Regions from separate parts of the Homo sapiens genome. Here regions 1, 3 and 4 are each linked to region 2. Evidence: chromatin loops called from intact Hi-C (ENCODE). Cell type or tissue: Calu3. All regions are shown on one strand. Region 1 overlaps SPAG17 (sperm associated antigen 17). Region 2 overlaps SPAG17 (sperm associated antigen 17). Region 3 has its middle 20 kb from the start of TBX15. Region 4 has its middle 62 kb from the start of SPAG17.

Region 1 (8,000 bases), 74 kb before region 2:
TCGGTGTGACAGACCCAGACCCTCTTCCTTCACCATTGGATATATCCAGTATAGCTTTTCTGAAATTATTAGTCTTTTCTTTCTCTCAGCTCTTGCTACTAATTACACCCAAACTTCTTAAACTATCTTAAACTTAAACTTCTTAAGATAGTTTAAGAAGTTTGGATGTAATTAGTAGCCTGTGGTGAATTGGGTTGCACACATTATACTTTCATTTGCCCACAATGGTCTACCCTTGTTTTCTCCATACTAAATTTCTTTTTCTGTCCTGTGAACTTAAATTTAAGGACTTCATTTAGCTGCATGTTGGGATAGGATATGGGTGGAGGGGTGTTTTTGATTGTATTTTGCCAAATCTAATCTGTGTCTGATTTTTTTCAAGTTTTTTATTTCTAAAAATGCCGCCAGTTGGTGGAAGTTTGGAATCTCTGGTTACCCTGAAATACTAAGAGAAACACTCAGAAATTGTATTTGCAGAGAATTGCTTATTTAACTATGCTGTCCAATTAGACATGGGGAAATGACTTGTTCTTCATTAGTTGAATATTGCACATTTGCTAGCATCTTACTGCCCCCCTGCTGCAGCTCACAATGAGTGCATCCTTCTCTGTAGGCATTCTCAGTTTGTGTTATTATTGTCTGACTGGTCCCTGTCATGTTTGCTCAGGTTCTGGCCATGTGATTAGACACTAAACCATAACTCTGACAAAGTTATGAGTCCTGTTTTGCCACATAGATGCAATTTTAAAGCACACATTTAGTGGGCAAGAGACCATAGATGGGAAACTGGGACAGAGCTCGACTCTTAAGACCCCTTGAAATGGGGAGACGTGGCCTGGAACCCAGCTCTCCTAGAGAGCTCTAAACAAATCTGAACGTGCTCTCGCCTGGGCAGACTGTCTCAGAGTGACTTCAGGGACCCGTGAGTTTCGGTACTGTGCCATGACTTGGAGGAACAATTTTATGTTAAGATGTCTCCTGGAGCAAAGGAAGGAACAAGAGCTTTGCGCTTGAGAGAAAGAACCTTGGGAAATTTCTTTAACCTCTTTGATCCTTTGTAAAATTATAATTTTTAAAAAAGTAATTATATGATGTTTTAAGGATTTAATATCTAATCTCTTTTTTTTCTTTTTTCTTTTTCTTTTTTCTTTGAGACGGAGTCTCGCTTTGTCACCCAGGCTGGAGTGCAGTGGTGCGATCTCAGCTCACTGCACTGCCTCCTGGGTTCATGCCATTCTCCTGCCTCAGCCTCACAAGTAGCTGGGACTACAGGCACCCTCCACCACACCCGGCTAAATTTTTGTATCTTTTAGTAGAGATGGGGTTTCATCATGTTAGCCAGAATGGTCTCGATCTCCTGACCTTGTGATCTGCCCATGTCAGCCTCCCAAAGTGCTGAGATTACAGGCATGAGCCACCATGCCCAGCCTACCTAATCTATTTTTGAAGGCCTATACACATGTATACATTTGAGATAAATATTTCCCTGATAGTTTTATTATGGCCAAATAGTCTGTTAGGTGCAATTTAAGGATTATGGAAAGACATTCTGAGCCCAAAGACTTATTCCCAAAACTGTTCTGAAATGATCACAAAGTTGTAAGCCATGTCTGTGGTCTCCATGAGGTTCTGCCAAAATGACCTTGAACAAGTCATTTAACTTTTTTGGACCTTTGTTTTTCCATCTATAAGATAATAGTGAACCTATCTTGTAGGGTAACTTAGGGATTCAATGAGATAACATATGCCTGACGCATGGCAGATTCACAATAATTGTTAGTTCCCTCTTGCCCCTCCTCTCTTCTTTTATTTTCTGGTCTGAAATGGTCAACACCTGCCTTGACACCAAATACTAATAAGTAGATGGGTAATGGACTACAATACCCTCTTTCTCAGTTGCCCCCCAAAGAGCAGAAAGACAGCCTTTTCTTGTCACCATTAACTTTCAAATATTGGCAAGGAAACTTGCAGTGGACAGCGGGATAAGGGGGTAAAGGTGGTTATTAAAATCTTCAGTTTTGGAAGGTGTAGTCATCAGGAACTTCAAGGTATTGCCTGTACTGTAACTGTGTGTACTTTATTGTGAAATGAAAGAGATTTTTCCCCTTTAATGATGACTACAGTTGCAGCTTTGACTGAGGAAGCAGACAAGAGAAAAAAGGCATCTAATTCAGGAAAGGTCATTACACATTATACATATCATATCTACTTTTAAAAGTCAGAATGTTTAAAAAATAAATGGTCAGTCTTCCCCTGGTGAATTTAGAGACAAAAGAATGTTTTCAACTCATTATAACAGAGGAAACCACACAAAGTCACACCTACCTGCATGCATGCATGCACACACACACTTTGCAAGTAAAATATACATTTTTATGCTTTTACATGTGTTTTCTGTTTTGGTGGTAGCCTTGAGAATTGGGTGAGTCTTGTTAGGTAGTTAGTAGACTTCCATGGAGCTAAATAAGAAGGATTTAAGGACAATTGCTCTTTGATGGTAAGAAAGAATTAATACTAAAGTATTTTCTCCCACCTATACCCTAGTTTTGTCGTCAACCTGATTATAAAGTGGGCAGAAACCAGAGGAACCAAATAAAATGATGCATTTTATTAAATTTGTGTGACCTTTTCAAATCTTAGACATTGTTTTGGTATTCACCAGGAGACCATTTTACTATATTTGAATCAGACCTCTAGAGAGGAGCTAGAGAGTTGCTTAGATATTGCCCTGTCCAACCCCTTTATTTTATGAATGGGGAAACTAAGCCCCAGAGAGGTCACATGACTAGAGTGCCCTCCCTTATTATTCCCTCTCTTTTCTGATGTCTTTATCGTGTTTGTTTGTTTCATCTCTCCCTAAAATTGTTAGTGTTCAAAAGCAGGAATACTGATTTGCGTGAGTAGCTTTCCCCAGCATCTCACAGTTGGTAATGTGAGGTAATCCAGTGAGCGCCACTCTTAATCTCCCAACAGAAATTACAATTACAATAAACAAAGAGAAAAAAGTACTGCATGTAATTCTTTAGTAACTAATTTTTTAAAATTATTTGATGCAAAATTTCATGTCCAAGTGTAATATTTTTGCCCATTTCTTGGGAGTGTAATTAGCAGTAAGATTCCTGTGTTACATTAAGAGAAAAAGATGTGGTTCAGTTCTCATTTGGCAGCTCATCCAATATGACCCAACATTTAACAGTTTTTTTCAGCTGCTTTTATATTCCTACCACTATTTAGAGTCTTGGGATATACCAGGGAACAAAATAAAGATTCCTGTTTTTTGAGACATCTTAATGTATATTTGTGACATAGGAATGAATGATTGCTTTCCAACACCAGATTATTCTTGGACAACATTCTAGTGAAAGTGTCGTTTTAAAAAATTGTCTTCCTCAAAATAAAAGGACTAGTTTCTCCAGAAAATTGTTTTTTGGTCAAGTTGCATGAAATTTGGCACAATACTGCCGCCTTGCGGCTACTTCAATCAGAAAACCACATACATTACAAGGTCACCTCTGTCTTTCAAGTAAGATTTACAGGAAAATTATTCTGCTTCTCAGTGGAAATATTTGACACGAAATGACCTATTCAGGAATATTTAAAATCTAATTCCGTCTGATTTTTAATAGAACGATTGGCAGGCCTCCATTGCTTTTGTGGTTGGGAACCAGATTGAAGATGATCTTCTCATCCAAGCCCTTACCGTGGCTGTCCAGGTCCCTCAGCGTAAACTCTTCAGTATGGTGTCGTGGCAAGACATTCTCCAGCAGGTACCTGTCCCTTCCTACCTCAAAGCCACCTGAAGACTTTTTTACTTAAAATAATAGAATAGAATTATAAAATAAACTATCATATTCTTGGGCTGTTTTGTAAATTTTGATGGATTATTTTAAGTAACTATTTAGCCAGAATAAATTTGAGTTGTTCAATCTGGAAGAATTTATTTTTGTTTATTAATTTTGTTAATTCAATATTCATTTATTTGACAAAGATTTCTGAGGTCATACCAGGCACCATGCTAGGTTCTGTGACAAAATATTTAATTCAAGTTAAATAATTATAAAAGACTAGACTATTTAAGATTCCAGGGAGGTACATGACTAATTGGAAAATGAAGGCTACAGAGAATCATAGCTGTCAGAGGTCAGAGGACAGCAATAATATAGAAAAGATCTGCCAGGTGGCACATACCCATACAATTACTGACAGCTTACGAAGTAACTATAAATATTTTACCTAATTCATGGGTACCTCTTTCTTGCTAGGTTCCCCAACCCTTCAGATCACCTAGATATTTGAAAGTTACATATATCTAAGTATTCTTCAAATAAGGCTTTTTTCATCATAAGTAAATTTAATTTTCTTACAGATTAATGAAATAAATACACTTGTTGGATCTGCTTCATCTAAAAAGGCAAAAAAACCTGTAGGTGGTAATGCTCCTTTATATTATGAGGTAAGTGAAAGTGTTTATAGAAGATATTTTTGTGTTTTTAGAAAAAAGAATTGAAGTAATAATTTGATAGCCATTTTTAAATTTCATTCTTTGAAAATAAATGCCTGCTCCTCATTGGAGATATTTGTTCCTGATGGTGAACACACACAAAAAAAATCTGCCTCCTTTTAAAATTTTAAAATTTCAAAATTTCCCTTTACAAATACAATTTCCTAGATCGTTTATACCATCATTGCATCTAATTGAAATAATTGAAAAATATAAATCAGAAACTTCTATAGACACAAAGTATTGGGTCATACTTTCTCATGATAATTGCTGAGTATGTGACAGCATTAAGGAGAGTCATATGATCAGTATATTACAAAGTGTTAGTTTCTCGAAAAAAACAATGTAAAAATGCGCCAGAAAGTGTTTCTTGTATAAGACAGAGGTACAGCTGCAGTGATTTTCCATCAGTTTGTGAACTTGGTGCACGGTTTATATCCCACTTTAATCGATATGAAAATAATGATACTCTTCGGATTAATGGTCCGTTCCATTTCCAACAGCTGCTTAGTATAAAATCTGGCTTGGCTGACCCAGTGGGCTTGTGCAAAGGACGTAGGACTCATTCTCCGTATAAGGGGATTTCTTCTCACCCTGCCTTGTTAATATCTAACTTACAGCTTTCAAGAAACTATAAAAATCCAGTGATTAATTAGAATATCACTTAAAATTTGTCAGGCACTGTTTTATGGAGCAGCCGACCTAAAACATAAAGAGTTTTGAATCTTTCTAAGACGAACTTGTTTGCACTTTATTTCAGTGATGACTAATAAAGTTTTTATGTGTCTCAGGTCTTGGGTGATTACATACGGTCTATTTAGTATTGCTTGAGTACTATCTGAACAAGTTTCATTGGATTTATTCACAATAGACAGTGCTGTGAATTTTATAGCATTAACTCTTGCTACGCGGCGCTCACCATCATGCCAAAGTTATCTGTGCTTTTGCAGTCAAATAATATACTTTGTCTCTTTTTTATAATGTTCCGAATGTGTGTGCTCCACTTGAAACATTATGTGATACGTGGATTTAAAATACTGGAATTTTTCTTGTGAGTGGCTATAGAAATCCACATCCAATTCTCAGGCCTGGGATCAATTAACCCCCCAAAAGATTCTTTCTTCTTCACAGATACTCAGTAAAAATCAGAAATGATAGCAGCCTAGTTTTGATGTCTAGTCTGGACAGGCATTCTGACTTGGATGTGGGATAGCACAAGATTACAAACCCAGAGTTAAGTTAGAAAGCCATTCCTCTCCAATATGTGCTGAGACTCTTGGTTGCATATTCTTCACTCAGGGGGTCCATTTCACATCTGGCTCTACCACATTCTTCCAGTGGAGCATTTGGGCAATAAGCCTCCCACACTCGCTCACATACACTCTTCTGAATGGTTCCAGAAGAAAAGAGAAGGTGGGTGGAGTGCCATGGAGACTGAACCTGAGGTGCACCAGACATTCATTAATGCCAGTCGCTGAAGCAAAACTAATAAAGACCATAAAACAAATTCAGGCTCCTTGTCAGCATCAGCCAAGGACAGGTTGCACATCTGGAGAAGAGGGGAATATTTCCCATCTCAGTCCCTTCACATTTAGGACCTGCTCAAGCACTCTGCTACCTAGTACCTCTCATCCCAAGACAATTGAAAAGTCACTGGCAACCCCTGCAGAGCTGCATGGTAGTTGCGAGTGGTGGCCATGGAATAGGCCCAGAAAGTCTCTTGGGACTTCTGGACCTTTGAGACATGTGGACAGTGTGCTCATGAATCTATTTCTGTTTAGAATCTTGCATGGTTGTACCAACTAGTGAGAGGTGAAGCTGCCTAGGCTTCTGGGTCGGGTGGGGACTTGGAGAACTTTTCTGTCTAGCTAGAGGATTGTAAATGCACCAATCAGTGCTCTGTGTCTAGCTAGAGGATTGTAAATGCATCAATCAGCATTCTGTAAAAATGGGCCAATCAGCACTCTGTAAAATGGACCAATCAGCAGTCTGTAAAATGGACCAATCAGCGCTCTGTAAAGTGGACCAATCAGCAGGATGTGGGCAGGGCCAAATAAGGGAATAAAAGCTGGCCACCTGAGCTAGCACCTTGCAGCAGGTTCGTGTACCCTTGCCGAGTGTGGAGGATTTGTTTTTTCGCTCTTTGTGACAACTCTTGCTGTTGCTCAGTGTTTGGATCTGCACCAACTTTAAGAGCTGTAACACCACGAAGTCAGTGGCTTCATTCTTTGAAGTCAGTGAGACGAGGAACCCACTGGAAGGAATCAACTCCAGACACACTAGGACACTTGATAGTGGTAAACTCCTGAGGAGCGAAAGTCTTGCAACATCCCATTTCTCAAAGGAAACTCTGCACTGTGGGAGAAGAGATAAAAGATAATCTAACAAATTCCTTTTGTTACATGGTAACTTTTTAGAAACCTCCATTTTGGAGATAAGGAACTCACGATATAACAGCCATGCATTTAAACACCTGTATTTACTTCTACTTGTAGGGTACTCTCGTTAGCTTTAAATCAAAGCCTAGTTATTCTTATTTTAAACACAATTTTAATCAATTAGGCTTTCTGGTTTCCTAGCCTGTGGTTGATTAGAAGCAGCAAACTAAAGTGAGACTTCTGTATAGTATACTTCATCCATGAGTAGTAAAATAGTGTCAGAGCCACATTGCATATTTCCAATAATGACTCCAAATGTCTGGGCTAGCAAAGACCACATTCCTAAGTGATTTGCTCAAGTTTTCATTTGGATGGCATGGTGTTGTGTACACACAGCCTCATTATGAGATTGTGTAATTTCCCCTGAAACCTTAGAATTTCATCTAGCCATGGCATTGTATATATGAAAGTCTTTATTTATAAACCATAGTTCTTTGAAAAGCTGCTTAGATTTGTGCTAATGTAATTCTGTAGAGACGTAGCTGCAGCTCATTTGTTCATTCACATTCTCTTTTTGGAAAGCATGTTTTGCTCTACTAGGAACTGTTTCAAGAACTCATGTGGGAATGAGAACAGAATATTATTATTTGTGTATATTCTCAGGAATGTTGGCTACTGCTTTATCATCTCATTATTATTTAATAATGAGGATGAAGATGAACCCATGCACTGGCATATAAGCACCATTTCCCACATGTGAATCCTACTTGAGGATATGGACACATTTGAAAATATACGCTTATTGCCTGCATTATATAGTAGCCGGTTTTACCGAATATTAACAAACATACTCGTTAAAGCACTAGTGCCAGGCACTATCAGACGATGAAGAGAGAGGAAGGAATATTAATATTATAAAGACTCTAACCTCAAGAAGCAAAGACTCTAACCTCAGGAAGCTTAAGAACAAGCTAGAGAGAAAAAAGGACAAAATGTATATGGACATAAGCCTGGCGCGTGGTAGGCATTCAATAATAGTTGCTGCGTAAGTGAATAACACAATGCAGAAAATAGTGAAGTTCTTGAGAGACAGGTAAAGTGTATAAGAATTCAAAGGAAGA
Region 2 (8,000 bases):
TACACATCACTGTCAGATTAATCTGTGTAAAATATAGCTATTTTGTTTCTCTACTTACAGCTTTCAAAGGCTTCCTACTATCTGCAAAATAGAACACAATTCCTTGGCCTACTTCTCCAGTAGTATCAAATTACTTTTCCCAAAACCTTTTTCCATCTTTTTGCTGTTGCTCACACACTCTGTGTTCTAGCCCAACAGAATTAGGCCTATTTACTCTGCACAGCCTGCTCTTTTCAATCTCTGTGGTACCTTTCCCTCACAATATATCCTCCACCCTGAGTTCTCTTTTTGACTATGACTAGGATTCAGTGGCACCTCCATGAAGTCTTATTGGATGTGTCCATATGGAAATGCCTCTCTTAGCATTCCAGGGTCATAATTAAGCTACACTTCTGGTGAAGTGCTGTGGCTCACTCCTATAAACCCAGCACTTTGGGAGGCCAAGGCAGGAGGATTGCTTGAGGCCAGGAGTTCAAGACCAGCCTGGGCAAAATAGCAAGACCTCACCTCTATAAAGAAAAATAAAAAAATTAATCTACACTCTCGTTATGGCATTAGTTATTTTCTTTCAATTTTATAATTATGTATATGCCTATATTAAGGCCTCCATTATACCATAGCGTCTTAGTGATTATAGGTTTATTTTAACATATTAAACAACACCTAAATTTAACACCTAGGTCAAACATTAAACAACACCAAATTTAACATATTAAACAACACCAAATTTAACACCTAGGTCAAGGAAAAATTACAATAGAAATTGGGAAATATTTCAAACCAAATGATAATGAAAAACTGAGTATCAAAACTATAGAATGCAGCTAATGCAAGAGGTACTCCAAAAGAAGTTTATAGCTTTAAATAAATATTTTTCTAAAAGAAGCTAAAGATTAATTAACTAAACATCAACCTTAAGTTAGATAAAGACAAACAAAATAAATCAAAATAAAGTGGAAGAAGGAAAACAACAAAAAATATTAAATCAAGGAAATAGAAAACATAGATGAAAATTACGTCAATGAAATAGAAAACATAGAAACATAGGAAGAACAAAAATGCAAAAACTTGGTTCTTTGAATAGACTAACAATATTGATAAATCTTTTATATAAGGTTAATCATAAAAACCCATGAATAACTCTATCGAGAATAAAACTATATCAGGAATAAAAATCATATAAGGAATAAAGAAACAGAGACTTCCCTCAGATTCTACAGAAATTTAAAAGATTGCAAGATAATATAAACAACTTTGACTAAATGTGAAAGTAAAATGGGCTGTTACTGGAAAAGAATAACTTACCAATAATGACCCAAGAAGAAATAGAAAACCTGAGTAGTCTTATATCCAATTAATTATATCAGTAATCAAAAATCTTCCCAAATAGGGCACACTTAGCCTGAATGATCTCATTGGTAACTGATACCAAACACTAAGAAAGAAATAATTCTAATCTTAACAAAAATTATTCCAGAAAATAGAAAAGTAGCATATCCTCCTCTATTCATTTTATGAAGCTAGCATAAACTTTATAAGAATACTGACAAGGATAGTGGTACAACTGAAAGTTAAAGTAATTCATTAAATTAAACTCATTCACGAACATAGATGCAAAAATTCTAAATAAAACATAGGAAAACTGATCTAACATATACTAAATGATAATCATATATCACAAACAGGTTGCATTTATAACAGGGATAGAAGGAAAATATATACATTGTAAAATCAATATAACATCAATTAACACATTAGTGAGAAAAGTCATATAATCTCAATAGAGCAGAAATAGCATGTATAACTCTGTAGCAATTTATGAAACAAATCTTATTAAACTAGCAAGAGAAGAAACACTACTCAATCATATAAATGTTATTTTTCATATTACTACAACAAACCTTATATATCAAGGTGAAAAGTTGAAATAATTCCCTTTGAGATCAGGAGAATATCCACTATAAACACTTGTATTCAATATTGCATCAGAGGTGTATGCCAACAAGCAAGACTTTTTCTCTTTTAGATAAAAGCATAAGGTTTGAAAAGGAAGAAATAAAACCATCATTATTTGTAAATACTGTGTATGTAGAAAACTCAGAACAATACACAAAAAAATTAGAATTAATATGAAAGTTTAATAAGGAGGCTGTGCTTGTTAAATGATACACATAAGATGTCTGGAGTGCTGAGACTTTACTGTTATAATTATTCATTGTATTAAACATTTGTGTTTCATGCACTTTTCTTTGTGTGTTATATTTCATAATTTTAAAAACATTTAAAAAATAAGTGGTTATGGGCCAAAATTGGATAAAAAAAGAAAAAATAAATTTTAAGAAAGTGATAACATGAGAGAATAAGTGTTAAGTTAGTATTGACTAATGGTCATCTTACCCTTTTCATTAATCTAGAGGTGGGTCGAAAAGGAAGTAATCAATGGAATAGGATTGGTAGAGGAGGCAATTGGAGTGAATGGAAGAGGGAAGAAAATAACATTTATTTAATATTGCTCTGCTATATCTCAAGTACATTAACTAATACTTACATAAACATCAGCCTATGACAAAGATACTATTATCCCAATATCCCAATTCTACAGATGAGGAAACCAAGACTTAGAAAGTTTAAATAATTTGTTCAACTACATACAAGTAGGAAGTCAGGATTTGAACAGAGGGCTAACTTCAAACCAGTGCTTCCTCCACTGTGTCTTGCAGCTTCCTGAGTTCCAGAAATTCCTGGTGATGCAGCTAATGATTTAGCCATGCTCCTAGTCTCATTCATGGTGATTTTTATGCTGATTTTGTTGCCTTTGGGATTTCCTTCCTTCTAACTAGGGTAGATTCCCTATTTCTTTGTCCTAAGTACCCTTACCTATTAGCCTACCTCTCAAAAAATTTAAGCCAATAAATTAACCTGAGTTCTTATGGCGATAGTGTATCCTATGGGACTACAAATGAATGACAGGGAAGTCACTCTGGGTTAATATAGAGTCAGAATAAGCCAGGAGAGGTGTAAGGCCCAAGGTGTTTTCTTTGTTTTGTTTCATTTTTTTTTCTTTAAAGCAGCTGGATAGTTTTCCTTAGGCAACTTTTGCCACCTGGTGGTCAAACTACATAAATTGGTGTGCTGGATTCTGGAATAAAGTAGATTATTATATGAATAGTAACTTCCTAAATTCTCAGGGTTGAAAATGCTATAGTGGACAGTGTATCCTAGAGGCCACGCAATCTGGAGGGTGGATCTCAGGGCCATAAGTGTTTCTCCGTGGTGCATTTTGACCTACTTCCAGGAGCCATTCCATTTGAAAGGGGGAGGGCATCTGGGCTTGGTGTCACATTGTAGCTGTTGTGAGTATGGGACTTTGTTGTTGTTGATGTTGTTGATTTTACATTTCTTTCCCTAACTCTGAATCATACTTACTTCAAAGCCGCCAACTTTAATTCTCTTTAAACAAGGCAAAAATCATTCATGTATTTCCTGCACAACCATTTTAGCATCAAATACATATAAAAGCCTTTTCCTGGACATAAAGGGCTGAATATTTGTGCTTTTCTTAACCAAATACTGGATTTCCATCTGAGACTATTTTTGAACTTGACAGGGCCTAGTGGATATTTATGAAAAACCTGAGAGTTGATAACCGCGAGGTTTAGATGTGCCCTTTATGCTTGTTGGGTGTTTTTTTAATAAAGTAACTGCTTTGCAGAGGGATCTTGTTATCTCTAAAGTAAAACAGATTAGGAAAGCTGTTTTTCAAAGGGATGAGAAAGCATCCATTTCCAGATGTGTCAAAAACTACTGAATCACACTGTCAAAGGATTATGTGGTTGAAAGCAAAAATCAGAAAAAGAAAAAAAAATGATTTTTACTCTACTATTAAATAAATAATTCAGATTACTTTTAGAATGTTCTTTCCTTTGACAAAATAACTGATGCATAATTTTTAGAACATATTTTCTAAACTGGAGACTTTTTCTGCTGGATCCTTAAACATAGGAGGGAATATCAAATCTCCCGGAAATCTGGCAGACCACAGAATAGAATAATTTTTATCCACAGATTTCATATCAATTGCTTCAAGGACACATGAGACATCATGGTCTATTTAGAGTTATAGTTGGCCTGAGTTTTCTCTTCAGTGGATGTATTTATATAAATGCTGAACTGAATTGGCTGTATGGTTTTCCCCTAAATCAAAATGGAACGTTCATGCTGTCACCTTCACCAGCCCAAGGCAAGATGGAACTAGTAGCAAAAATGTAAGTAGCTGTGCTCCTGAAAGAAAGAAAAACACTGGCCTGTCCTTCATAGGCACAATCAGCTTCTCCCTCTAGAAGCCCAAATATGGTACTCTTTGCCACAGAATAAAAAGTTGTCTTATGCTTGCCACAGAATAAGGCTTTGTTGTAGGTTTTTTCCCACATTTCTAATTTCTCTATATGGCTCTAGGTTAATTTCCACGTTTAATATATGATGTAGATTCTTCTCATTCAATCAAAAGGAAATATTTACTGAGTTCCTGCCAGATGCTGGGTGCTCAGAGTACAGTTAAAAATAATAATAATAATAAGATGAAGTTTCTATTCTCCAGGAATTTACATATGAGGTGGAGAGACAGACCATAAACAAGTAAGTAGCATTAGGCATAGATACATGCTATGATAAAAAAAACAAACAAAGCAGAGGATGAGGCAGAAGACTCTTGAGAAGGTGATACTCGACCAATATGAATGAAGTCAGGGTCTGAAAAAGGTGAACAGCTAAGGGCAAAGCATACCAGAGAGAAAGAAAGTGCAAGACCCTCAAGACACAGCAAGCAGGCCAGTGTATCTGGAGTAGAATGAGCAAGGGAGAGTCAAAGAGTTGTGCTTAAAGAGTTAGGCCAGAGCCATTTCCTGTACAACTTTGTCAGACATAATCTTCATTTATTCTAAGAGTGATAAGAAGTCAGGGCTGTTCAGTTGTTCAGCAGCATCAAAGTATATTCCCACAAAATCCACCTCCCACACACACATACTCTATTTCTGTGATCAAATTTGCAAAATGCTATATACATTATCCATTTCTCAATTAGAGATTCACAATAACAAGAGCAAATTACAAATTCTAAGACATTCATAGTGAGATGTTCGTTGATCTATGTTAAACTTATTTATCATGGAACTCTTTCTTCTGGTGATGCAGAAATCAACAATATGAATGTGTTCCTTCCCTGTTCATTCACATGGCTGTTTGCTTCATAGCCAAGGATGATATCACCATCCCAATCATCATATAAGTATACTCTGTCATTACTAGGAAAGCTAGTGTGCATGACTCATATTGGTCCATAGTGTGCATGACTCGTATTGGTCCATGGAGTCCAGGTACCGCTTCATTTATTTATTTAACTTTTGTTAAGCTTCATTTGTAAATTAGCAGATGCTCATTAAATAATTTTTAAGTTAATAAATGATTAATGAATGGAAGGGAAGCTCTGCAGAATGGTGAAAGCGTATCATTTTCCAATAGGAAGTGCACTTATCTGCCAGTGCCTCTTTGCACGCATGGCCTGCCCCCACCCTAGTCTGTCATCCACAAGATAAGATCCACAGAAATTTAAAAAGGCTTTGTGATAGTCACCAGCACAAGAAGACAAATCATGTGTACTAAGAAGTTGATTTAATCAGTAAATAATTACAACTTTTAAAGATAAAGGTATATTGTTAGAAGTGAATGATACAGTCTGAAAGCAGAATATCTGGTATGATTTAAGATATATCACACAAGAAGCTAGGTTCTTTTCAAAGAGCTTAGTATAATTTTTCTAGGTAGGCACAGATTTAGAATTATGGACACAAACACCTTTCTGGAGGCACAAAACATGCCTTTCAGGCATTGCCTTTTCAGCACAGAAACATAGATCATATGGGCAACAAAAAAGCACAGCATTAACCAGCAGGGCAAGAACAAAGCCAGAACACAACTGGATGTTGGTGTCTTTGATTTGCAGAGCAGACCACAAACAATGAGATCAAAGATGATGCAGTCACAAAGGCTGATTCTCATGAAAAGGTAAGGAATTATTTTTCTGAAAATGTAGATGACAAGATGATCTGAGAAAAACCATGACTTGGAGTAAGAAACACTGAAAAAGAAAAAAGAAGATACTTAGAAGGAGAATACTGAGGCTAGAAAAGAGGAACTATTCGGACATCCCCAGAGCAGCTCCAACTGGACAGAAAGGAGTTAATATTGCTAGGCGGCTTGCGCATAACTTCCCAGCTCCTTGCTCCTCTCTAGACAGTGTGGCTTGGCAACCTCACAAACACCTGCTCACCATACAGCCCTGTAGAGCTAACGTTGTCTTGAAGAGAGTTCAGAAAACCTGCCTGTAATTGCTAACAGGACTCAGAAGAGTATAACCTAACAATAAAAATATTTAGATTATGTTGCCCATAAAAAAAAAAGTCAAAGGCATACTCTTTTTGGCAGCAGCTCTCCTAAAATGTTGCCATATGGATTTATACATATGCAGATTTCCCCAATTAGATGGAGTACATACTGGTTAGTTGACGGAGCCCAAGAGGGCTCCATTTGGACTTAAACAAATTAAAGCTGAAATTGTGTTCCTATGATATTTTAGAAACCCAAGAAGATGATGGTGGAAGCAGATTTAGAGGACATAAAGAAAACACAGCAGCGCAGTCTAATGGACTGGAGTTTTACTGAACATTTTAAACCGAAAGTACTGCTTCAGGTATTTATGGACTGTGATTCTCTAGGAGACGGTCAGATAGGTCTGGAGAGTCTGCTGTGATTTAGAACAGTTCACCTCCAGGTCATTCTCTCAGATCTAGTTCAGATCAATAGTCTCCTTTACTTCAGCTATAAAATAAATTTACTCCCAGCTTGAGCTATGCATTCCCAGCGACTCTCTAAAATAGTTTAAAATATACTTTATGAAAGAATGCTTTTATAAAATATTTTAAGAAAAAAAGAAATATACAAGACTGCTGCATATATATATTTTTTTGCTGCTGCATGTATTTTCTAAAAACAAAGTAAGGTTTTATTGGGAAAAACCTTATTTTTTTCCATATTGTTTATCCATTCTACTCAATTTCACCACATTTCACAGTATTTTCTGTTTTGATTAACAGTTCAATGGAATCTGTGGTAGCCAACATTCATTGAGCACTTACCATGTGCCAGGCACTGATTAATATGTATTATTAGCTCATTTAATCCTCACAATAACCCTGTGAAGTAGAAACTATGTAAGCAGTAAGAAACTGAGGCACCTTGACCAGTAGTGACTTTTGTCCAAGGTAACATGGCAGCTAAGTGAGAAGCTAGATATAAACCCAGGAAATCTGGCCCTGGAACTTGTACTCTTAACCACTCAGCAAAATAACAAGTAATCCCAAACCTAAATCCTTTTGTTGTGTTTAGCTTTTACACAAAAACTTGTCCTCTTTTGGTTTTGTCTTTTTAATTTGATTTTTATTTTTATCAAAGTTTTACAACGTTTTTTAAGCCAGAAAGTTCTACAAAGTCTTACTATGAAAAATAGCAGCCTCCTTCCCCCATCCCCACCCCACTCCACCAAGCCGCAGTTCTCAGAGGCAAAAATCTTCAGTGCATTTACCCCTTTCTTTTGTTACTTTACTCGGTGATCTCTAAATAGCAAGTATATTTTGTTTAGTTTTAGTTTTGTGACATCATTACCAATTGATTCGCTCTTGAGAACACAGCTTTGCCCACCCCCATCCAACACACATGTGCATGTACAGGTACAGGCTCACCCACCCCCACATTCACATTAGCACTTCTCCATTCTCTGATACTGTTAACAATATCGTAATTTTTGGTTAGATAAGTATTCAGAACTCACTTTATTTCAGTTATGTAAGTGCTATTCACAGCTGAACTGTGTGGTATTCTATAATTACATTTCCTGTATGGGTACCATTTTTATTTTCTCTGCAGTTAATAATTGCCTCTTTTTCTAT
Region 3 (8,000 bases), 930 kb before region 2:
CAGAAGGTCAAGAGTCTACGGTATTATAAGATCATTTACTTCAACATGAAACCACAAAAACTATGCTGGGAGAAGCACTAGAGACAATGATAATGATCCAGGAATAAAATCTTCAAGAAATGAGGGAGAGTGGTCTTGGGAGTCTGTAGACTGATAGCATCATTTCCAAAACCTGGGGCAGCAGGGAAATTAGGGAGAAGAAAGGGATAACAACCTAGAAGTATCAATAAGGAGCAAAGAGGACAATTTCTCTACCTCCAGCTGCCAGTATTTTGTGTAGGCTGGAGCACAAGATTCCCCACAATTCCAGCACCAGCTAGGTAGCAGGCCTGAGCTGAGTCGTGAGTGCGGAGTTTTTCCGTGGTCAGCACTTTGGAAGATTATGTTGGGGGCATTCAGAAACCTGTGGTTGGCCATGTGGCTGTAATTTCTTAAACTACAAATGCTCTTTCATCATTTATGTCATCAGTAAACTTTCATAATTCCACTGTTTAGCCCTACTAGTCTGAATTCTAGTCAAACACATTCATTTTTGTTTTTTTTTGTTGTTGTTGTATTTGAGAGGGAAGATGAGTAAGGAAGGGACTTACAGCTAGTCTAATTCTTCTTGAAAACTTCCTTAGAATATCTCAGAAACTTCCAGATAGGGCTGCTGTCCTAGAACAAGCTCTCTCTCAAGTAAGGAAACCCGGAATATCTGGGGCTGCCCAGGTAGACACAATCCCTCTAGGAATCTGCTGTGATTTCCTTTGGCAGCTTTGTTCCCAAGGTCTGCAACCACTGGCCCACAGTTGCTTTAGGCCACCATTTTGCTTGCTGTGTGTTCCATCTCAGTAATACCACTAAAATGACACCATTTTTCTAGGCAAAGATACTATTCTGCTCTGGATACTCCCAGCTTTTAGAGTTAATTCCTCAGCATGAGCAGCTTTGATTTCCCAGAGCGCACCCACATTAGCCAGCAAGAAGAAAAGAGCATTGAAGTAAGTGATGATGCAGAATCCCTCAAGTCATTTCCAAAAGAGGCATTCCAGAAATGTTTTGAGCAATCATTTTTATAAGCTATAGAATCCCAGGGTAATTTCTTAGAGGAACAACTCTCATTTGTTATAAATTCCGGGGTTTTAAAAGATACATCAGCCCCATTACTCTCTACACAATTTCAATCCTTTAATTCTTTAAAATTTCTTACCTGATCAAAAGGAAGAGCCCTGCCTAGTTACAGTTGCTATTCACCATTATAGGTAGCGTGTATGGCTGAGATAGAAAATACTTCTGATTTTGTGGATTTTGGATCAAACCCAGCATTGTGTGCCTTCTAATTTAGTCAACATTCAATTCAGCTATAGGGGGTTTTTAACATGCTAAAGCAGAAATGTAGTAAATAATCAAAAGGTGAAATAGTCATTACTAAGAAGGCCAGCATTCCATATTATGCTTTACATCCTAGGTGCAAGGTGCTACTTAGATGGCAATTCAAGAACGCAGAAGTCATTCTAGTTGGAAAGCCATAACTTGATCTCCAGTGCCTATGTTTGTGATGGGGAAATTTTCAACGAAAAACACAAAAGAGGAGAAAATAGAATGCTCCTTGAAAACATATTCTATGTCTTATTACACAGTCTGGCACAGGCACATAAGCCTACATGATGCCTTGGCTCCTATGGGAAAATCCAATTGATTGGCATTCCTTTTCCAAAAAATATAACCTTCTGTGAAGATATATTAAGGTTGTCTCTTTCCTGATTCTCTCTGGCCAAGCAGAATACATTTATAGGAAAGGATGTCATGGATGTGCTTGGAATAAGGCCAAACTAGTGCCCCAGTGGATAGAACCTCTGTGATGATCTCATTAGTATCCACACGAACTGACTGCTAACCAGTCATCACAGCTTATGACAGTGCAGCTCAACTCATCCCCTTTTCTGTGCATTCATATCCTAATAAGGTAAGATCAGGAGGGAAAAGTGGTAGTTCTGGAGAGAATGTGGGCAGGAAGAGATATGACCCAATCAAAGGAGGAGTCTGAACAAAAATTTTCCTACCCCTGGACCACTATTACCCATCTACAGGGATACTTGGCACTATCCAAGGGGATACCTGCACATTAACTTCCACTTAACATGTTCCATCTTAAGCTGAATCTTCCCCTTCACCATACTCTAAGATGATTAATCAATGTACCCAGCAATATGCAAGATGTTGTATATAATGAAAGTATTAACATTGAGTCTCTGATCTCATGTTACAGTTCAGTGGGGGAGACAAAATTTAAACTGATTAAACATAGTGCCTCACGATTTAGCAGAAATGGTCTTGCTTTGTAGGACACACATTAGTGCAAGAAACTTGTCATTTTTTAACTAAATGGAGTTAAATTACCAATCCTGTTTGTGCTCCTTTGCTTTACATTTCTCAAACATTCAACCAACAATTATTTGTTGCATGCTGCCTGTTATAAGCAAGGCACTATACTGAACTCAAGAAAAACCATGATAAACATGTAATATTCCAAGGATATTAGTATTGATTAGTAACCCTCCCACACCAAATTCAGCGTGGCATTCTAAACAAATACTTTTTTAAAATATGATTTTAATCTTCTCTTTCCCCTTCTGGTGCGCATTTTCAATCCTAGTACAAAAGCACTGAAAGTATTTTGGTGGAGTGACATGCAAAAAAAACAAAAACAAAAACAAGTTTGTGGTGTAAAAGAATAAACGGTATTAGCACTCTCTTCTGCCCCTGGAAACATGAGGACTCTCTGACTGCTCTGGGGGTTCCCGTTCTTTTGGAAGCCCTCAGCTGGTCTTCAGCAGCAGTGATGACATTAAGGAAAATTGCATTCTGCTGCAGAATTCAGTCCCTTCATCTTTCTCCTTTCTCTAGAGCATGAAGCTAGGGGCCCATAAAGGATCCAATATCAAAAGGAAGAGGGTAATACCACTACATGGAGAAGAAAAAAATAATAATTACCAAATTTCCTGAATAGTAAACAGCTTTTAAAAAGAAGAAAAAGCTGAACCCTTTGATAGCTTGGCCCTTGGTCTGCCCGTGAATGCCTTAAGGATTATATCATCAGACTGACTCCAGCAGCCCGCGCTATTGTTTCAGAAAGAGGAAACTAGAAAGAAGGAAAAGAAGAAGAAAAGGGGATGGGTGGGAGCATGTCTGCCTTTTGGGGAGGAGAGCGTTTGATTTTTGGAAGTGCAGTTATCAAATGTAAGGCTAGAAAGACAAATTGAACAAATTCTCAGTGTCTGTGGGCAGGAGGTTTCTGGGGCCATTTTTTCCTTTTGGGGGGATTAACATAGCCTTTGGATTCAATAACTTTTCTATCACAGATGAAATTAGCTCCGAAGAGAAATAAGCGACCTGAGATTGCCCAGAAATGTTATTCCTGAAAACCATCACCTGGGGGCAGTCTTGGGACTGTTAATTTCCTCTACCTCACTGGTAGATAATTCACTACTTTTTTTCAACGATGTAGTGTTTCTTTATCTGTGGTTGAGGAGTGAGAAAAATGGGCAAGAGAAAAGGAGGCTTAGGCACTAGAACTTTCACTCTCCTCAACCAGCCAGGAAGCGACCCCATGTGAATGCGCAGGACGTTCTTGAAGTCGCAGAAGTTTTCCTTTGGAGCTCTGAAGCGGAGAGCCTCGAAAGCTGGAGGCGGAGGGGTGAGGCCGTACACACTAACTGGTCCACCGACCCTTAAGATCTCCGCGCCGGATGAGATCGAGAAGCCGGGATTCCCAGATCCCAGGAACTAAAGGAGACCTCACCTCCACCCCCACCCCGCACCACTGCACACACACGCCCGGGAGTTCCTGGCCCGCCGCGCCGGGCCAGCCCCTCTGTTCTGAGACCCTTGTCTCCCGCCCACTACCCCGCGGAGCCTTGTCAGCAAAGGAAGACAGGGCGTGGGCCCCGCTAGGGCCCATGTTTAATAGCTCACGAATTCCGGTCGAGGAAACGGAGGCTTCGGCGCTCAGGCCTCCCCTAGGTCTAGCTGCGGCCACAGTTATAAGCTCTGGTTCATAACCAAGAGCGCTTGGTGGTTCTCTCCCGGTGCGTTTCCCGGCCCGAATCTGGGCATCCCCGGGGACCTCACCTTGGGGTGAATCAGAGCTTACCCCCAGGCCACGGAAGCCGACCCAGGCGGCCTGCCTCCTCCTTGGGCCGGGCCGGGGCCGCCGGGCTGCTAGGCGCGTGGCAGCGAAGCTGGATACGGGCTCACTGTCCGCACCCTGCGCAGTCAGGGCCACCAGGCTACCTCAACCCTTCGTGGTGCTTCCCATTCCAAATTAGCATTGAGAGCCCGTGTGACCTTCGCGTGCCAGCGGATAGAATCTGCGAAAGGGAAGCAGACAGTGGCCTTTCCCGTTTCCTGGGCTGTGCGCGGGTGTGCTGGGCCCAAGCGCCCTCTGGGCGTCGGGGCTTCGCCTTGTCCCGTGTGCCTGCGCGGGGCCCGAGCAGCGGCCAGGGCCAGCAGTCAGGCGTGCGAGCCGGAGTACAGGCTCCCGAGAGCAGGGAGGCCGAACAAAGCCAGGTCCCGCTCCACAGAACAGCAGTGGAGGAACACTTCTCCTTCCTCCCCCACAGGGCCACCCCGTCAAAGAACAAGACACCCTCAAAAGTCGGGAAGGGACACTTCCTGAGGGACAAAACGTCAGGCAGAGAACTCAGAGTTCTTCGAAGGGCTTGGCCTCGGCGTTAACCACGACCCGGTCCCGGGAGCCTTGGGCCCAGTCCCCACGCCCAGTGGGCGCCGCACCAGCCGTGCGACAGGAGCCTGGATGCCCAGGAGGCGGCTCCAGGGAACTCACGCGCCGCCCGTTTCTCCGAAGGTTGTGCCTACGGGGCAGGCCTTCCTAGGAAAGAAGGGAAGGGCCGTCGATTTTCAGAATCTAAATATGTTGAATTCAAAACAGCATGGTTTTCCCCTTCTAGAAGACGGAAAAGAGGGTAATACCCGGGTTGGGGTAGACGGGGACACTCAGCCGCTCTTCATCTCCAAGCCCCTAGAAATAAGGCGAGGTTGCCTTTTTGCCACATCGCCGGCTGCCGAACCCACCCGCGAGTCCGGCTCACCTGGGGAGGTAACGCGGCCAGGTTACAGGGGACGATCCCCAGTTCAAAAACCTCGTCAAAGGTCCCCGCGCGTCCCGGAGCGCGTGAATTCACCGGCAGCGTCAGGTCCGAAGTGGCCCACGGACCGAGCGGCGCGTTTGGGCGCAGAGCGGGCTTTCTAGAGGACCTTGGCCAGGGATCTGCCCCGCGGCTCTCCCTCCCCGCAGCCCCACCTTGCTCCGAGCGGCGGCTGCCCGCCCGCCCCGACAAAGGCAGGCGCAGCAGCGGGTCTGCGTCTTAACATCGCAGAGTCGCTGGAGTGGCGCAAGACGCCCTCCTCTTCGTCAGGTGCGGACGGAGCTTCACACGGAGGCTCTACTCTCCTCCAAGACACGAAGAACGTGCAGAGCTGCGAGGTGTGTGTTGGCACCGCCCGCTTCCTGCGCTACAACGGCGGGCGGCTGTAGTCCCTTTCCCGCCTGGCTCCGGCGCGCCGACAGCCTCCCTGCCTCCCCACTGGCGGCAACACTGCGGGCCCGGCTGCTGAGCTCAAGCCTGGTGAAAAAGCTCGCGGCCAGGGCTTTCCCTGAGTCGTACGCAGCCGCCAGATTAGATAATTTAGAGATCCGACGCCACGGGGATATGCGCCTGTCTCTCCCGCACAGGTGCAGTGGAAACGATCATACGCGGTTAAGATTGAGGCTACGTTCCCAAAGACTAAATGGAAAAACAAGAGCGATGTTAGTAAAGGGAAAACCCGTTTGCTTCACCAGTTTAAGGTGAATGTGAAAATGTTTTCAACTTGATAGAGCTAGATGTTTTTTTCTGCTCTCTACTTCACTAGACAGAGCTAGGACGAATGGGCCATTAGGGAGGTAGTGTGCAGTTTTATAATGTCCTCTTCATCCTTAGAAGAAAAGTCTGCAGTTCGCAGTGCCCTCTCCTTGCTGCCTTAGCATTAAGAGAATTGTTATTTACTTCGGCCGCGGGTGCTGGGAGAGCTTGAACGCAGCGGCATCTGGATGAGTTCGGGTGGCATTCAACTGCGACCCCTTACCTTTGCCCCCAAGGCTTCTCGTGCCATTAATTTCCACTGCAGTCTATGGCTGGATTTTCTATTACTTAGGTTATTTTGCCTTCCTCTCCACTCCTTTGTTCTGTACTCACCAATTAGACCCCCAAAATACAGAATCCCAATATTGGTGTACCTCTCTTTTCTTGGCCTGGATTCAAAGTCGCCGTCCAGGAATGTGCTTGTACCTACAGATTCCTATGCTAAGGCTGCTGAGCGTCTTCCACTAGCTCCGCTAGGGAGAGAGTCTGAGCATTTCATACCGTGAAGTATGGATTGGATTTTACCGACTATTCCATGAAGCCACAGGCAACTGGGTCATTTGCTGCTACAAGGCTGGGATAGTGTCTGCTGGCCTGGTTACACGGATATAGCAGATAAGTTGGTAAGGGCACATGAAAATGACTGTTAAAAAGCTAAGTGACTGGTCAGTTAGGAAGAATAAGTTCAAGAGACCTATTGTATCACATGGTGACTGTTGTTAGCAATTTTCAAGAATGTATTGTTTTCATGAAAATTGCTAATAGATTTTAGATGTTCTCACCACACACACCAAAAAAAGTATGTGAGGTAATGCATGATAATTAGCTCAATTTAGCCATTCTACAACGTACACATATTTCAAAACAACATATACATGGTAAATATATATCATTTTTGTCAAATAAAATTTTTTAAACTAAGTGATATTTTGAGTCTACTTGTGGAGTTACTGAATTTCAAAAGTAAGGAAAACTAAATCCACCCTCCCCACTCCATCCTACTTTTTTTCTAGGTATGATTACATTCTATGTAAGTAAATTTGTATAGTCATGTGTATATTTGTGTATACATGTGCCTGTGTGTGTATATACTGTTGAAGTGTACACTTATGGAAATTGCCTTAAGTCAGTCTCTTCAATGCCATAGTCATTGAAAAGAAATCCATTGGTTGCCCGGTTATTTCCAAACTCCTTAGAATGATTCTGGAAGAGGAACAGACTTTAGGAATGGAAAGCATTATTTTAAAAGGATTTAACATATTTTGCTTCTCAGCATTATCCCCAAAGGTAGTAGGCTGGAAGTTGGAGCTCAAGGCTATTCCCCCTCCACTTCCACAACTGCACAAAAGGAAAAGTGTGAACTCCTAGGGCACCAGCAGACTTGTTGCCACCTCTGGCATTGACCCAAAGTGTGTGTGTATCCTGAAGTCTGAGTCCCATCACTCAGAGTTCTGAGTTGTGTCACAAACCCGCTATGAAGCCAAATTGGAGTTTGCTGGTTGAATGTGTACTCGGACACAACACACACACACAGACACAGACACAGACACAGACACAGACACACTCATACACATATTTACAAAAGAGAGCCTAGCAAAATGCCCTGTTTATGGTAGACATTCAATGATTATTTGCTGAGGGAATGCATGAACTTATGTGCATATCTACTTTGTTCAAGGCAAGGGTTTTCTTTTTAAACTAAATAAGTTTGTATGTGCATATGTAATACATATGTGACTAAGAATTGTGTGCATGGAATATAGGAAGATTTTTTTATTTGTTCCTTTTTGTCTTCTAGTTCTCCTGAGTAGCCCCCTCCCCCATGTCTCTGCCAGGGCCTTAGGTCTTTGAAACCGGTTGGTAAAATTATCCGACCCCCACCAAAGCCTGTCAGTCAGCCAGTAAAAGCAAATGCATCGCTTTAGTTACATCCTTGCTTTCCTCACAGATCACATTCATGTTTCTATAAAGGTTCTTGGGCTGATTTCATCCTGCACACCCGTACATTCCTTTGCAACTCTCTCTAGGGGGTATACTGATTGGGTTTCACAGGCCTGCAGACAGGCAGGTCGCCCCTGTTAGCCCACCTCAGCC
Region 4 (8,000 bases), 170 kb before region 2:
AGCAGTTTTGGAGGCTGAGGCAGGAGGATCACTTACACCCAGGAGTTCGAGACCAGCCTCAGCAAGACCCCATCTCTACAAAAAATAAAAATAAAAAATAGCCAGGAATGGTGGCACATGCCTGTAGTCCCAGCCACTCAGGAGGCTAAGGTGAGAAGGATCCCTTGAGCCCAAGTTCAAGGCTGCAGTGAGTCACGATTGTGCCACTACACTCCAGCCCAGGCAACAGAGTGAGGCCCTAACTTAAAAAAAAAACAACGACAATAAAAAAGTTATAAGTCTAATGTAGCACCATTCTTCCATTGAGCTGGAGAGCTTTGATAGTCATGGAGCTGGGCTACCAAGTTTGTTGTGTTTTATGTATCTGCTCTCAAAATATTTTTGAGAGCTAAGCAGGATTCAAAATTATTATCTTTTTTTGAGGATAAAACAACTAGGAGTGTCTTTCCCCCTTCTCCACTCAGGAAATTCCTCTTAATTCCTTACAATTCAGCTCATTGTTAAGGACCTCTGGGATGCATTGTCAAATTCCCCTACACAATCTTCTGAAAGGAATGAGTCTCTTTCCTGTGTGCTCCCACGACATTTGGCATACTCCTCAGTGGCAGTGCTGTCCGGTGGGGTGCTAATTATTTGCTTTTCAAGGCTATTTCCTCAAACTGTGCTTCTCTCCAGAGCAGGGGTCAGGTTTCCTTTATCTTCGTAGGCTCTTCCCCTCCTCACCCACCTACCTTTACCTCCCTACCTCCAAGTCTAGTTTTAAAGCCTGGCATATCAAAGGTACTGAAAGAACAGGAGAAAGAAATAAAAGAAGGAAAGTTAAGTAGCTTACCCAAAGTCACACAGAAAGTCAGCATCAGAGTTCTGACATTTACTGCAGCACTCAATTCTAAACTAGGCTGTCATCAGGCTGATTTGATGGTTCACAAAGAGTGATATATTTTTAAGAATGATTTTACTACTAAAGAAATGAAGAACATACAGCCCAGGCCAGTAACTTTTTAAGTATGATTAGATGATGGCTTATGGGCTCCATCTAAGCTTTAAATCAGGATCATTTTCAGGTCTAATGGAAATTACATGGTGGCTTTGGCTTCACAGGGAAGGAACTTGGAGCTAATCAGCCTCGGGAATGCCACCATCTGAGATGCCAGGGCAAAAACAAAGAAATGCCATCGATTAAGAGTCTCCATCAAGAAAGTTCCAAGGCTGCGAGGCTGCTGAGATGAGATGGGACTGGAATCCTAGCCACAGGCTTAATTGCTTTGCAAGAAGCCACAGCTGTTGCTGCAGGGAAGCGCAGGCAAAATCTTGTTTTCTTACTTTCAACTTTCTGCTGACCTTGTTAGAGATTGCTTCTGAACTGCCTGATGCCCATGCCTATCTCGAATGGTATTTCTTCAGTGTCTCGTGTCTTCTCTTTGCTTTTCCTTCTATGCCCAGCACTTAATGTAGTGCCCGAAATGTAATACTCACTTGAGAAATACCTGTTTGATTAATTAAGCACAAGAAGAAGAGTTTTAATACCAAATGACAGTTCCCTGTCACCCAAGAGCAGTACCCCTTTACTTTTTGAACCAAGATTCCTCTTAGTCCTTTCACTAGAATATAGGAACATGAAGAAAGGAGAAATAGCATAAAAAACATTGGAATTTTCTTCAGTCTATGACTGTGTCTGCATCAAAATTTTCCACCCATATTCCATGACCAAATCAACTGTTTTTGAGACTTCTTTCTTTTCCTCTTGTAAATGACAAGCAATCCTTGAATAACAAATGACTTATCCCACATTTGTAAACTCTCTGGCCTTTGAAATAGCTAAAATGACCTAAGGCCTAACAGAAGAGTGGCATGTATGGACTTTACCAGAAGTTGGACCCATGGGGTAAGATCTAGAGAGTTATTGGCTTAAGTGGTGTTAAGCAGCCTATGATTGGAAAATGAAATGAAATAGAATCCCCTCATAGAATCAAGAATAGACAGGCCTCATCCTAAAATAAACAGGCCAAAGAAGCATGGGTGGCAATGGCCTAATCCTCAAACCTGTTCTTCCCCCTTTATTTCACTTAGGTTTCCAAACATTTGTTTCTGCCTTCTATCTGTAGCCTTAGATCCAAACATGTTTTAAGACTCTCTACTCTTAACATTAAGCAATCTGCTGAACTCCTTGTAAAACTCAGTACAGTAGGAAAAAGCTCTGGTTCATAATGAAAATTTTTGATGACTTTGGTTCTTCTGTGTTGTGAAAGGATTTCTACCACTTTATACATTTGGAAATTGGGGTCATCTTTTCCTTGTAGATGAAAAAAATACACTCTTTAGTATATTGCATAAATAATGTTTTTGCATTCACTTCACCAGCAATACAAAAATATTTTCTCTCTCTCCTCTGGAGCAAAGAAAATGATTGGTTTCACCTGGGTCCTCTGAGCGCTACGGGAACTCCAGTGGTTCCCAATGCTTTCCTGGACACGATACAGGGGAAACTTAAATAAAAGAAATATATTCCTCAGAAATATATTCTCCTATAAGTCTACTACATAATAAAAATAGTAATAAATAGCTTACATTAATATAGCACTTTATAATTTACATCATTAATGTTTTGTCAATTGATCCACATCAAAGGAGCTAACTATAAATCATATGGTGTAGACAGATTTTATGGATGACAAAATTTATGTTCTGCAAGCTTAAGCTACTTGCTAGAGATACACAACTAAGCTGAACAAAATTAAAATTCACATTTATTTTGGCCGGGCACAGTGGCTCATACCTCTAATCCCAACACTTTGGGAGGCCGAGGCAGGAGGATCACTTGAGACCAGGTGTTCAAGACCAGCCTGGGCAACATAGGGATACCCTGTATCTACAAAAACTTTAAAAATTAGCTAGGTGTGGTGGCATATACCTATGGTCTCAGCTACTTGGGAGGCTGAGGCAAGAGGATCACTTGAGCCCAGGAGTTTGAGGCTGCAGTGAGCTATGATTGTTCCACTGCACTCCAGCCTGGGTGATAGAGCGAGACCTTGTCTCTAACAACAAGAACAACAAAATTTGTAATTCACATTTATTTTGTTATTCTGGGGATTGTTTCCCTGTTATTTTCCCAACTGTGATAAAGAAACTTAAGAGGATTCATGACGAAACAAGCACATGTTGCCATCAGTGTGTTCTAGGTGAGCAGGGAGTGGGAGGAAGAAAAAGGCTGTATTCCTGAGACAATAGCTCAGATGGTGGTATTGTGTGGCATCATCTGGCCTATTGGTGGCAGCACTGTTTAGAGAGCAAAGTGGATACAGCAGGGCAGGGAAGATACAAAAGGACAGATATTTGCTCCCTGAAATGTTTGATAGTTAGACTTGGCCTAAAAAGCAATGGAAAACTGATACTCAAAGCCTGTCTTTCATCGTGTCTCAAGTCTCTGAGATCAACAATGTCAGGGCTCTGACTTTCTACTTCTAGTTTGGGATATTGCTTCAATATTCGTTTACAGCTGCCACCTCCCGCTGACAGAGCATCACGGATGAAATGAAAAATGAAGACTCCAGCCATTTGTGGTTATTAAAGGCTGTGTAGTACCTTTTACAAGAATTGGGTGATTAACATTCACAATCTTGGCCTATTTCCAACACAGAGGAAAGAACTGTGCTTCCTCATTGCCTGCTTACCCTGCAATTTCCACTGGGTCTATTGCACAGAATCACAGTGGAGGGATGTAGACCCTGGTAGACTGGTCAGGGTAGCGTTGTTGTGAAAAACCCATTCTTACCATGTTTTAATTTAGGACATCTGAGGACCACCTGGATGCAGGAAACCAAATTTACTCCTGCCTTCAAAGGAGGGGAGAATCAAGGCTTTAGGAATAATTTACTTCAATCAATTTCAACTTCACTTCCCTGGGCTGTTTTGTAGAACCAACACCTTTCTCCTCACTGTGAAAGACTCTGACCCTGTACAAGAAGCAGATGCATTTTTCAGAACACCTGGCAATACCTACCTATAGAAGAGGCTTCACTCTAGGCCCTGAATGGCAGTTTTAAGGCTAAAATATTACACCCATATTTTAGTTTCTTTAAAAATAAATCCTCCTAGAATTCCTCTAAATAATAATAAATAGCTTGCCAAACAGCCAGATGACTCTTAGATTATATCTGCAAGTGTAGAGAGAGGGAAAAGAGAAGGAGAAGCAAAAGAGAAATTGTGCCAAGCTTGGGACTCACTCAGATATCATGTGTTTTGAATTTCAAATCTCCTGGTATATCAGTTTGCATATCCTTGGCAAAAAAAAATTGAATCACTCTTAGTATGACATATTAAATGCCTTACTGGACATCAAGCATTACTTATTGAGTGACCTGAGTTGAGTGTAAATGATTCTGAAACAGTGCTAGGTTCAAACTATTCAAGGTTCACAAAGGGAAAACATTATATAGAACATGGGGTTGGGGAACTAAACATATTCCTAGGGATAAAGTAACCCCTTGGCTGTAGTTAGTAAAGTGTTAACAGAAAAGCAGATGCAACCCTAAAAGATTTTGACTTTGGAAAATAAATGTTCACTGGAAGAGATTTTAATTTGTTTCTTTAATAGAAAGACAATAATAAGAATTGATGGTTATTGGTCAAGCAGTTAACTCCCTGGGCTTTTTAATAGCTAATATTTGTGAAATGCATACAGAGTGCAAATTTCTCCTCTAATGATAAAGAAAGTTGTCAAGTCTGTTAATTTTATTGCCATTAATATTATTTTTGAGAAGCAAGCAAATGATGTCAAATTTTCTCAGTAAGTGCTCTGCTTCCTTACTAATTTTTTCCTTTTCATAAACTTCTAACTAAAATATCTTTGTATGCCACTTGGCGGAGTTTTCACCAGGACCACAAAATGATGTCCACTTCAATAATTTTGTTCTGGTCTTGCTCACTTTTACCTGTGCTACTTCCTCCTCTTCCTACCAATGTCTGTTTCTTTTTCCAGTTTGCTTTATGGCATATCTATTAAATACAGGCAACTATCTGCAAAATATTCCCCCTTATCATAGGTTCACAGTAAAGCAAACCCACAAATAACTAAAAAGTAGCGTAGAAAACTTTGAGCACCAAGAAGAGGCCTATGAGACATTATTTGATATTTTTCCCTTTCACTATTGACTAAAAAAAGATGTAAGCACCTTTGGTTGTTTCTTCAATGTCATTAGATTTAGTGTGTAAGGGTTGCTCATAGAGAAGGTCCCGTGTTCTTTTTATATTTCAGAATGATGTTTTTATCAAAGTTGGGCAGTGCATTGGGGGCCATTCTTCCATGCAATGAAGTTCTCAACAGTAATTTTACTGTTCTTAACTAAAATGAGATTGCAGGAAAAAAGTAATCATCTGAAATAAATACATCAAAATTCTTTTTGCTAACAATTAAAATTTTCTTGTCTTTCATTCCTTCAACAATACACATTTTAAAACTGCAATCATAATGGGTCTCTTGAAGCCTGAGTAGAGAGAAGGAAGGAGAGAGGCAGAAGGAACAATTTTAGACATGAAGTACATGGAAGATCTCTCTTCTAAGAAGACAGCTGAAAAGGAAAAACTTAAAGAAATGGGAGAAAAAGCCACAAAGATAATTAGACAAAGAGCATTTGAGGGAGGGGAAATGGCACCTGCAAAGGCCCTGTGGCAAGAATGTTTGTGACACGTTGTAGGAACAGAGGGAGGCCCATGTAACAACAGTTGAGTGGGCAAGGGGAACATAGAAGACTAGAAGGTCAGAGAAGCCTCAAGGGACAGATCACACTGCACCATTAAGTCGGGATAAAGATTTTAGATTTTGAGTGAGATGGAGTGCTAGGTAAGGATTTGAGGAAGAAAGAAGACATGCACGGACAAATTTTAAAAATATCACGTTGGCTACAGAATTGATCATTAGGGAGCAAGGATCGAAACAGGATGAGCATCTAGAAAGATAGCACAAGTCCAAATGACAGAGGACGACGGCTTTGACCAGAAAAAATGCCATGGAGATGCTGAGGTGCAGCTGGAGTCTAGATACCTATGAAGGAAGAACCAGGAGAATTGCTTTGGGTTGGATGTGAGAAGTGCTTGAAAGAGAAAAGACAAGTATGATTCCAAGGTTTTGCCCTGAGAAACTGAAGAAACATTTATGGTATGAGGAAAAATACAAAAAAAACAAGGGTGGAGGCCAATTCAAAGATCAAGGGTTCTATTTTGGGCAAGACAAATTGAAAATGTTTATTGATGTTTAAACAGAGAAATCTATATATAGTTCAGGGGATACATTTGTGAGTCTTCAGTGAAGAGATGGCTTTTAAAGCCATGACACTAGAATGAGACCACCTGAGAGTGACGGTAGTCAGGGAAGAAACCTAAGGACTGAGCCCCAGAAACCCCAACATAAAAGGAGATGCTGAAAATGAGAAGAAACAAGCAAAAAAGAAAGAGTAACCAGACAGAGAATAGAGTGACCAGAACCTAAAAAGGAGTTTCAAAAGCCAAGACAAGTATTTCATCAGAAGCCAGGTCAAATATGCTGACAAGTGAGGAAGATGAGAACTAAGAGGAGCCCGCTTAATTTGGCGACGTGAGGTCACTGCTGAACTTGGAAAAGGCTGTTTTGATGCAGGGGTGGGCCTGAAAGCCATACTGGAGTTGGTTCCAAGGAGTCTGAGAGGGGAATATAAGGAGCAATGAGGAGAGACTACTCACAGTTTCCTGTGAAGGGGAGCAGAGCTGGGCGGTCAACATGAGGTCAAGGCAGCACATTTTTCTAATAATGGAATACAGTATAGCTCATGTGTATGCTAATGTGAATAGTTCAGTAGTGAAGAAAAAATGATGATGTGGGGAAAATGTGAAGGATTTGAGGAGAGATGCTGTATTATTTTGCTGGGCCTGCCATAATAAAGTGCCATAGACTGGATGTCTTAACAACAGAAATTTATTTAATCACAATTTTGGAGGTTGGAAGTTCGAGATCAAAGTGCCAACAGGGTTCATGTCTTCTGAGATTTCTCTGCTTGGCTTGCAGATGTACGTCTCCTTCTGTGAGAAACAAATTCACCTGTCCAAACCAAAGAATGGACTCAGAGACCCCGAGAGCACCGAAAGTGAGACTTTTAGTTACCATCTTGCAAGATCAGGTGTCTGATGGGCAGGCACACCCAGCACAGTTACAACAAGCAATTTATCCCCTAGTGCACAAGTCCCTCCCCCAGTTCCTCATAGGCTGAGTACTATGGGGTTACAATCTTCCCAGATGACACCTATCAGTTGTTGGGTTGGGGCTTTAGGTGTTTTTTGTTTGTTTGTTTGTTTGTTTAGGGTTGTCTTGCTGCATTTTGTTGCAGCCCACAATGCATTGCAATGCTAATCAGCTCAGGAGCTCTTTAAGTATTTGACTTATGACCTAAGCAGCTGAGCAGGTTGATAAGAACAGACAAAGTGAGCTATTTTTCAGGCTAGTAAGTTTTCATCTTAGACTAAACTTTTTTGGTTCGGATGAGGGCAACTCAGGGGGTTGAGGCAGGGGGTGCCTGACAAGCAGGCGTTGGCTATCCAAGCAGGTGCCTAGTATATCCTATTTTTTCTGTAGTTTGCTGACCTAAGCTGATTTAAGTCACTTTGTCTTGGAAAATGACTACTGTACGCATTATTTCCTTCACTTCTGTCTTCACATAATCTTTTTTCTCTGCATGTCTGTGTCCTAATCTCCTTTTCTTATAAAGACACCAGTCATATTGGATTAAGAGCCACCCCAATGACCTCATTTAACTTTAATTACCTTTTTAAAAACGCTTTCTCCAAATATGGTCATATTCTGAGGTATTGGAGGTTAGGACTTTAAGAATATGAGAGTAGATATATGTAGCTTCATAGGTTTGCTAGTGGGAACATATATCTGAAGACAGTCTGATCAGTAGCTGAGAAGAAAATTGGAAGAGACATTAGAGGTTTCAGGAAAAAGAAAAAAAGGTAAAATAGTCACCTGGGAT

What was found. Hi-C counts contacts between places; a loop is a spot of excess contacts. Peaks named below come from ENCODE experiments on the same cell type or tissue, not always from the same donor. Only the 100,000 strongest peaks of a DNase experiment are listed, where the experiment ranks them.
Region 1: it touches region 2 in a loop (10-fold over the local background); 14 of 110 quality-filtered maps call a loop at or near these places.
Region 3: a loop joins it to region 2, with 6 times the contacts of the local background. A loop is called at or near these places in 8 of 110 quality-filtered maps.
Region 4: it touches region 2 in a loop (4-fold over the local background); 5 of 110 quality-filtered maps call a loop at or near these places.

Annotation. Positions count from the first base shown.
Region 1 is chr1:118,146,996-118,154,995 of GRCh38, reverse strand. It overlaps SPAG17 (sperm associated antigen 17), which reads left to right. Exons shown (of 49, transcript NM_206996.4): 2 at 3,627-3,767; 3 at 4,367-4,453. Among named protein-coding and RNA genes, the nearest start is that of SPAG17, 34 kb to the left of the region's middle. In Calu3, a CTCF peak has its summit at 3,468 (motif pointing left); a DNase peak (open chromatin) is centred at 3,475.
Region 2 is chr1:118,072,599-118,080,598 of GRCh38, reverse strand. SPAG17 (sperm associated antigen 17) reads left to right here. Exons shown (of 49, transcript NM_206996.4): 16 at 5,999-6,060; 17 at 6,632-6,745. Among named protein-coding and RNA genes, the nearest start is that of SPAG17, 110 kb to the left of the region's middle. In Calu3, no CTCF peak of the experiment used is centred here; a DNase peak (open chromatin) is centred at 3,108.
Region 3 is chr1:119,004,283-119,012,282 of GRCh38, reverse strand. No RefSeq gene overlaps it. Among named protein-coding and RNA genes, the nearest start is that of TBX15, 20 kb to the right of the region's middle. In Calu3, no CTCF peak of the experiment used is centred here; a DNase peak (open chromatin) is centred at 3,422.
Region 4 is chr1:118,243,085-118,251,084 of GRCh38, reverse strand. No RefSeq gene overlaps it. Among named protein-coding and RNA genes, the nearest start is that of SPAG17, 62 kb to the right of the region's middle. In Calu3, no CTCF peak of the experiment used is centred here; no DNase peak of the experiment used is centred here.